2 separate regions of the Homo sapiens genome follow, and region 1 is linked to region 2. A link is a contact called in ENCODE Hi-C or POLR2A ChIA-PET data. All regions are on one chromosome and are shown on one strand. Each heading gives the region's core, a stretch centred on a gene start or an enhancer-like site at or near the end of the contact. The rest is flanking DNA. Distances are from core to core; before and after follow the strand shown. Region 1 holds the start of SNX3 (sorting nexin 3). Region 2 holds the start of CCNC (cyclin C).

What was found. Hi-C counts contacts between places; a loop is a spot of excess contacts on that map. ChIA-PET counts read pairs that join two places held with the same protein, here RNA polymerase II (POLR2A). Pooled maps may share reads with other maps.
Region 1: a loop to region 2 is called in a map of naive thymus-derived CD4-positive, alpha-beta T cell, with 11 times the contacts of the local background. The contact joins the promoter of SNX3 here to the promoter of CCNC in region 2. A Hi-C loop is called at or near these places in 1 of 168 maps with a recorded cell type or tissue (naive thymus-derived CD4-positive, alpha-beta T cell) and 6 of 50 pooled maps. POLR2A ChIA-PET finds 5 or more read pairs at or near these places in 1 of 52 experiments (WTC11).

The regions. Positions count from the first base shown.
Region 1 is chr6:108,259,597-108,263,936 of GRCh38, forward strand. It overlaps SNX3 (sorting nexin 3), which reads right to left and starts at 1,444. Exons shown (of 4, transcript NM_003795.6): 1 at 1,164-1,444. The coding sequence starts at 1,325. RefSeq lists silencers at 1,022-1,131, 1,242-1,501 and an enhancer at 1,629-2,464.
Region 2 is chr6:99,566,754-99,570,629 of GRCh38, forward strand. It overlaps CCNC (cyclin C), which reads right to left and starts at 1,907. Exons shown (of 12, transcript NM_005190.4): 1 at 1,743-1,907. The coding sequence starts at 1,774. It also overlaps the pseudogene TSTD3. RefSeq lists enhancers at 1,605-1,684, 1,805-2,094, 2,215-2,264.

The DNA.
Region 1 (4,340 bases), core at 194-2,693, 8.7 Mb after region 2:
CATATCTTAAAGTTTGATTAACTTTTTAAAATCAATGCTAACTACGTAAGAATCATTTTTTAAAAATACTTAAGTTTCACAACAATGTGAATATACTACTGAGCTGTATGTACACTTAAAAATGGTTAGGATGGTAAATTTGATTTTTGTGTTTTTCACGACACAAAGTGTGTAAGTTAATGAGAATTTTTTCACTTAAATGTTAATAGTAGCTTGTCATATAAATTTTGATTAAAGGAAAAATCGCTTTACACTTAACTTTTAATAATTTGCTGTCATCTTTAAATTAATGTAATTAATTTTTAAAGATGCTTCCATACATGGGCAAATTCTTTAATCCTGAATTATAGAGTGAAAGTGAAGCACTATTTTCAATTAACATCTTTCAAATCATCTAAATTATTGCCAACAAATACTAGTTATGAAATTAGGTATATTTTATTTCTGTTGATTTCTTTATTCAATTAAGTGCAAATCTCGAATTAAGAGAGCAAGATCCCTAGTCTTTTCTTAAAGCAACTGTAGTTCTGGATTATGAGGTAGGTGACACCACACCTCAGCCTTTGGCAGGGCGGTGGCCCAAAATGCTGAAGTCAACCATGTCCAATCACCCTTCTGGTCTGGCTCAGCCCTATCAAAAATTGTCAGGCTTCTGTGAACTTTCATTAAGTCCCGTTCAGAAGACTGCACAACCCAGGTTACTTTAGCAGCTCGGGAAGGGCCTGGAGCAGCCGGGTTGGCTTGCTACCTCTGGGAAGTCTCCAGGAAGAGAAAACTGGGAAAAGGCTTTAACTTTGCGCAAGCCCCTTTTCTCTGTCAACATCTCTTTCCCTTCCCAGCGAAGGGATGTGTTCTCGAAAGATCTACCCCTTTCCAACTCAAATGTCATTCCCTGATCAGCTGCTGGAGGGGCAAGCGGCGCTCAACCCACGCCCTCCTCTTCGAGCACCTTCTCCAAGTGCCAGCGCGCCGGGCTCGCTCTGCAGCCCCCCACACCAGCCCTACAGGAAGAGGGGCCCTGGCTCACGACCCCGGCCCGCCTCTGCAAGGGGGCTCCCGGCCTGGGAGGCTGTGGCTGCCCGCGGGGGTCCACTCCCGGGTCGAGTGGGGGTGACCAGAGCCAGCGGGAGGGGTTTCTTGGGAGAGGGGAGAGACGGCCTCACCTTGACCCTGATTTCGTAAGTGGTGAAGCGGCCCCGGCCGACCCCCACCGTTTGCGGGTTGCTCACATCGATCTCGAGGAAGTTGCTGGGGGGTCCGTAGGCGTCATTCAGGTTCTGCGGCTTGGTGATCAGCCGCCGGGTGTCAGCCACGGTCTCCGCCATTTCGCTGTAGCTGCTGCCGCCGCCGCGGGCTCCCTCCGCCCCCTCCGCGTTCAGCCGCCGCCGCCGCCGCTGCTGCCCGCCGTGGGGACACGGGGCTCGCGCGCAGCGGTCGCGAAGAGAACGAGCACGTAGAGCGGGCGTTCACCCCGCACGCGAAGCTCCTCCCCGCGCCCCTCAAGCTTCCGCCTCCGAGCCCAGGGGAGAAACGGCTCACTAGCTGGAACGCCACGCCCGGCTCCCGGGAGGCCCGGCCGAGGCTGGGGAGGGGCACTGCGGACTGGGGTGTGAGGAGAAGCGGTGTCATGGGACTCGGGGTCGCAAACAGGTTCCGGCCGGACTACAGCGCCCACAATGCACCGCGAGCGCGCCGCCGCGGGGCTGCGGCCGAGGAGGCGAGGACCCAGACGCCCAGAGCTGGCGCTTCCTGTCTCTCTGCGCCAGCCTCGGCCTGCGGCGGGGTAGAGCGCCGGAAACGGCTTTAGCGGCTTTGGGAATTGCGGGCGAAAGTTAAACGGAGAGATCTTAGAGATTTGCCCGCAAATCGAAACAAAACTGCCCCTACTAACTCTGTGCCAACCTGTGCACCGTCTCACTGTGAACCCCTGAAAATGCCTTTCTGGAGAAGGTTAAGCAAATGCCTGAGATGATTTTGCCATAAACCCGAGCGTTGCACCAGACACGCGTCTGGATTGATAGGTTGAAACCAGTAAAGTGGGGGAGTGAAATAAAAACTAAAGCCCTAGTTAAATCCTAGCATTATGGTCAAATCGATTTTGGAGACAGGTCGGTCCGCTAAAACAAAGTAACAGTAGACCGGCTGCAAGCTGCTTTGGGTGTCCACTTTCGTTTCTCACGAAGTCCTGATAAGTTTTTTTTTTTTTTGAAAAGTATTAAACGTACCTCTACAGGACTGGAAATGCAACTCACATGAGCCTTTTTAAGAAACGGGGAGGAAGGCCGGGCACGGTGGCTTATGCCTGTAATCCCAGCACTTTGGGAGGCCGAGGCGGGCGGATCACGAGGTCAGGAGTTCGATACTAGCCTTGCCCACATGGTGAAACCCCATCTCTACTTAAAAATGCAAAATTAGCTGGGCGTGGTGGTGCGCGCCTGTAATCCCAGCTACTCTGGAGGCTGAGGCAGGAGAATCGCTTGAACCCGGGAGGCAGAGGTTGCAGTGAGCTGAGATCTGCCATTGCACTCCAGCCTGGGTAATAGAGTGAGACTTTGTCTCAAAAAAAAGAAAGAAAGAAACGGGGAGAAAACCCAATTAATTAGGTCCTAGTTCATCTCTTATGGTCCAATGGGAAATGCAGATTTTAAATGTTGAGATACGATACATTTCTATCTCTGCCCAGAGAGTTATCCCTCACAACTATTTCTGCATTTTTTAATATGTCAAGTTTAACACTATAATTACTTTAAATAACCTGATCTTCCCCGCCCCCCTTTTCTTTAGATTTTAAATTATTAGTAATTATTTGTGGAGACGGGATCTCACTGTGATTCCCAGGCTGGTCTCCAACTCCCAGCATCAAAGTGATCCTCCCGCCGTGGCCTCCCATATGTGCTGAGATGACAGGTATGAACCACCGTGCTTGGACTGATCTGTCCCTTGAACTGCAAATTTCTTTTCTTTCTTGCTTTTTTTTTTTTTTTTTTTTTTTTTTTTTTTTTGAGACGGAGTCTCGCTGTGTCGTTCAGGCTGGAGTGCAGTGGCGCATCTTGTCTTACTGCAATCTCCACCTTTCGGATTCAAGCGATTCTCCTGCCTCAGCCTCCCGAGTAGCTGGGATTACAGGCGTGCGCCATGACACCCAGCTAATTTTTGTGTATTTTCAGTAGAAACGGGGTTTTGCCTTATTGGCCGGGCTGGTCTCGAACTCCTAACCTCAGCTGATCCGCTCGCCTCAGCCTCCCAAAGTGCTGGGAGTACAGAAGTGAGCCACCGTGCCCGGCCAACAGCAACCATTCTTAATAACACTAAGAAACACTGGAATAAAAAGAAATTACTTGGCCGGGTGCGGTGGCTTGCGCCTGTAATCCCAGTACTCTGGGAGGCCGAGGCGGGCGGATCACCTCAGGTTGGGAGTTTGAGACCAGCCTGACCAACATGGAGAAACCCCGTCTGTACTAAAAATACAAAATTAGCCGAGCGTGATGGCGCATGCCTGTAATCCCAGCTACTCGGGAGGCTGAGGCAGGAGAATTGCTTGAACCTGGGAGGCGGAGATTGTGGTGAGCCGAGATCGTGCCATTGCACTCCAGCCTGGGCAACAAGAGCAAAACTCCATCTCAAAAAAAAAAAAAAAAAAAAAGGCATTACTTAAATACAATGTATATTATTTTCCAGAAAACAACATTCATTTATTAATTCAACAAATATTTGTTGAAGACCTACTAGATGTTTTCATTCTAAGTACTAGAAATGAAAGGGTAGATAAGTCAGGTTTATAGCCTAGTATATAGTCTGTCTTAGGGAGACAATTCAGTAAATAATACACCTGCCAATATAATTGGTGCTATGAGGCAAATAAAACTGAATAATGTGACAGATAGTGACAGACAAGCTCATTAGATATTAATGCTGGGCATGTCTCCTAATGCAACAGACCAAATGGGAATTTGACTGGTATGATTAGAAATGTAAGCTCAATAAATACATATCAATGACTCTGAATTGAAGTCTATGCAAGCTAAGAGACCAGGAACTACTGTATTATGTTGTCATCGGTGACACCTGAACAAAGCAATCATGGAATATTCTCATAGAATGCTTCTGTCTGATTCCTTGGCGACCACTCAGGGCAGCAGTGGGCAGCCAGAACAAATGCCTGCAGTGGGGAAGCGGCTAGGAGGGACAGCAGCACAGCATCATAGCACAGTTGTATAGCCAAAGAAGACCTTCTTGGTGTAAATATCAGGAAAAAAAATTATCCTTATTTTTCAGGAATTGTGATTGCATTTCTAGAATACAAATCCAGAAATAATAAGCTACTAGAATTAACAAGAGAA
Region 2 (3,876 bases), core at 657-3,156:
TACATCTAGGATTCATCATTATTTCATATGCTATGAAAGCAACTGCCATGCTGATTTCAAAGATGTTAAAGTGTGAAAACGTGCATCTTAGAAGCATGAAATATAGCATATTTAATATCAATTGCCCTCTTTCACCAAATTCACCTAAGACAATGGCCTTTCATAATCTTTTCGTTTGTTTTTCCAGAATTGTCTTGTCTTCCACACTCGTTACCTTTTCCAGATAAGAAACTCCATGACTGCTCAAGGGATTTGAGCAAGGCAAAGTGGTCCCTTCTTTTAGGACTATTTGAATTGGGAGAAAAGAATAGTTTCAAAGAAGTACACTTAACTTTATAATAATTTTATATTTGAAAAGTGAAAACATATTTTTAGAATGCTATGAATAAATGAAAGCATAATGAGAACACTATTGAAAATAAGGCAGGATCTTTTTTTTTTAAGTTGAAAAACTGAAAAATCAACAGTCAGCTACTTGTCAATTCTCTCAGCTTCTTTCAGAGTTTATCAGAATATCTCTTCTCCACTACCTAAACTTTTTTTTTCAGGAGCTCTAACTCCAATACCTAAACTTTCGATACTTTAATTTTGCCCAAGCAATATTTCAGTGTGTGAAAACAATGCAACATATATACACACACATATATATATACATACACACACACACATATATATACACACACACACATATGATCAGTGGTAAAGCTTCTTTAACATGTCATCTCCACAGAATCACTTTATAGCAAGAGGAAAACCTGCTTTTCCTTAAATAGGTTACTGAGTTCATTGTTTCTTTTTTTCTCTTTGCAAAGGGCTAAAAAATGAACATCAGGAACAGATCCTATTCACAGAATCGAAATTTAAATTACTTACTAATGCTTTCTTAGCATAAAAAATTATACCAAGATACCTTGTCAAATTCTGTTCATCTTTCAACTATACAGTGGAAAGCCTACTCAAATGTTCAATTTACCCCATAACGCACCTTCCTGCCTGCTTAAACAAATGTATTTAGGGATAAATGTTTTTAATATTATTCTAGCTCTCACATGGTCACTGACAGAAACAAGAACTTATTCATGAAAAAGGTTAAAGAAACAGGTAAACAAAGTCACTGGAAAAATAGGCCTTTAAAACAAAATATAAAGCACAGGCTAATGAAATGGATAAATTTAGAGGGCACCTGCCCTATACCTTATCAATATAAAACTCCATCTAGACATAAAGTACGCGCAAGAAGCGGTTAGTAGGCAGAAACAAGCCAGACTCTCTCCTCTCCTCATAATATTAAATCCACTCAAGATATACAGTGAATGACAAAAGACCACGACGCCGATCACCCGAAGAAACCCCAGGTAAAAGCACGCCACAACTGTCCTGAACAGGTAGCCTCACAGTCTTGAGCTGAGTCACACTTCCCGTACCTGTGCCCACTCTATCCGACCCCCCGCGGCCTAGCTAAACCAAGAATCCGAAATTAAACTCCGAAACGTTCCTTCCCGGGAGACGAAACTCTCTCCCACCCCTCCCCCTCACAGATCCTTCCCTCCCCGAAACTGGGGCTGGGGGCGGGGAGGGGAGTCGCCTCAGAAAAGCGCATCTTGATTCTGACCGCTGCGGTCTCCCGTGAGGACCCCGGCACTCGGAACTGAGCTGGGATCCAGGCCCAGGGGAGTCACAGGCCCCGTCCTCACAGCTCCCCCAAAAACCGGCCCCAGGTGAGAAGACGGAAGATCGCTTACTAGTGGGAGCTCTGCCAAAAGTTCCCTGCCATGGAACACAGCTTGCCCTGATAAAAAAGCACCAGCCGGCGGAGCGGCCCGCGGAGCGACCATAGACCCAGCCCGTCCGGTAACCGCGCTCCTCGATCAAATCAGCTCGGCTCGACTCCGCTCCGCGGCGGCGACGGCGAAAGGAAGAGGATGGCCCCCTAGTCTCCTTCACGCCGGCCGACAACACTCAACTGTGCAAACCCGTTCCTATCGACAAAAGTTCCGGCCCGCGGTAGCGGAGGGAGCCGGAGGGGAGGTGCTGACCCTTGGAGGTGCTGAGATTGAAGAGAACTAGTGTTCACGAGAGCTCGCGGCGGTTGGAAGGCTCTCGCGAGAGCGTCTTGAGAATTCTGGCCGGGGGCCCAAGCCGCTCGGTCTCCTGTCTTCAGCACGGGAGTTGCTGAGTGGGTCTAACCTAGGCGAAGTGGCTCAGATACGGGGTTCTGTTATTACCTCTTCCAGGACTTCAAAAACAGAACAATGTGGCATTGTAATAAAGTACAAGGTTTTGTGACTTATTTTTCCTGTGATTGGAAAGAGAAATAAATGAAGATGACTTTGTTCTCAGGGATCAAGTGTTCCTTTTTTTTTTTTACTTTATTTATTTATTTATTTTGAGACGGAGTCTTGCTCTGTCTCCAGGCTGGAGTGCAGTGGCACGATCCCGGCTCACTGCAAGCTCCGCCTCCAGGAGTTCAAGCGATTCTCCTGCCTCAGCCTCCCGAGTAGCTGGGACTGCAGGCGCGCACCACCATGCCCAGCTAATTTTTGTATTTTTAGTAGAGATAGGGTTTCACCATGTTGGCCAGGATAGTCTCAAACTCCTGACCTCGTGATCCGCCCTCCTCAACCTCCCAAAGTGCTGGGATTACAGGCGTAAGCCACCGCACCCTGCCTGTTTTTTACTTTTGAGACGGAGTCTGGGTCTGTCACCCAGGATGGAATGCAGTGGCACAATCTCGGCTCACAGCAACCTCTGCCTTTCCAGTTCAAATGATTCTGCTGCCTCAGCCTCCCAGGTAGCTGGGATTACAGGGATTACAGGCGCGTGCCACCACGTCCATCTAATCTTTGTATTTTTAGTGGAGAGGGGATTTCGCTAGGCTGGTCTGGAACTCCTAACCTCAGGTGATCCGTCAGCCTCAGCCTCCCAAAATGCTGGGATTAACAGGCGTGGGCTACCAGGCCCGGCCTGGATCAGGCGGTTTTTTTTTTTTTTTTTTTTTGAGACGGAGTCTTGCTCTGTCGCCCAGGTTGGAGTGCAGTGGCGCTATCTAGGCTCATTGCAACCTCTGCCTCCCAGGTTCAAGCGATTCTCCTGCCTCAGCCTCCCAAGTAGCTGGGACTACAGGCTCACACCACCACGCCCAGCTAATTTTTGTATTTTTAGTAGAGACAGGGTTTCACCATGTTGGCCAGGATGGTCTCCATTTCCTGACCTCGTGATCCGCCCACCTCGGCCTCCCAAAGTGCTGGGATTACAGGCGTGAGCAACCGCGCCCGGCCGCGATCTTTTTTTTTTTTTTTTTTGAGACGGAGTCTCGCTCTGTCGCCCAGGCTGGAGTGCAGTGGCGAGATCTCGGCCGCGATCTTAATGGAGTTATTTTGGAGTGATAAAGTGCAAACTTACAGAGCAGCGGAATCAACAGTTTTGCAGAACATCTAAAAATATTCATGCATATATGTATGCACATGTATGTACATGTATGCACCTAATAGAAACATACTGCAAAAAAAGCCATAATTTAATTTTACAAGACGAAATATTTTGTATTTTCCATTTCATTTTCATTGTAGCAATGCATTTATTGTAAAACTTATAATTATTTTTCTAAATAATTGGACACTCCAGAAACTTGTTTATAGACAGTCAGCATCTGAGGCAACTTAAGACAGTATTTTTCACATTGTAGGTGGAGACCAATTAGGGTGTGGTAAAATTAAGTATAATCATTTTCCTAAATAGAACAGAAAATACTAGGTAAATCAGAAATAGCAAGGATATTATATTTAAATTTGGTTCAGTTATATATGTGTGTATATACATACACAAACACACATATACACACACAGTCAAGATGTGAAATGCATTTGTTTGTATGTG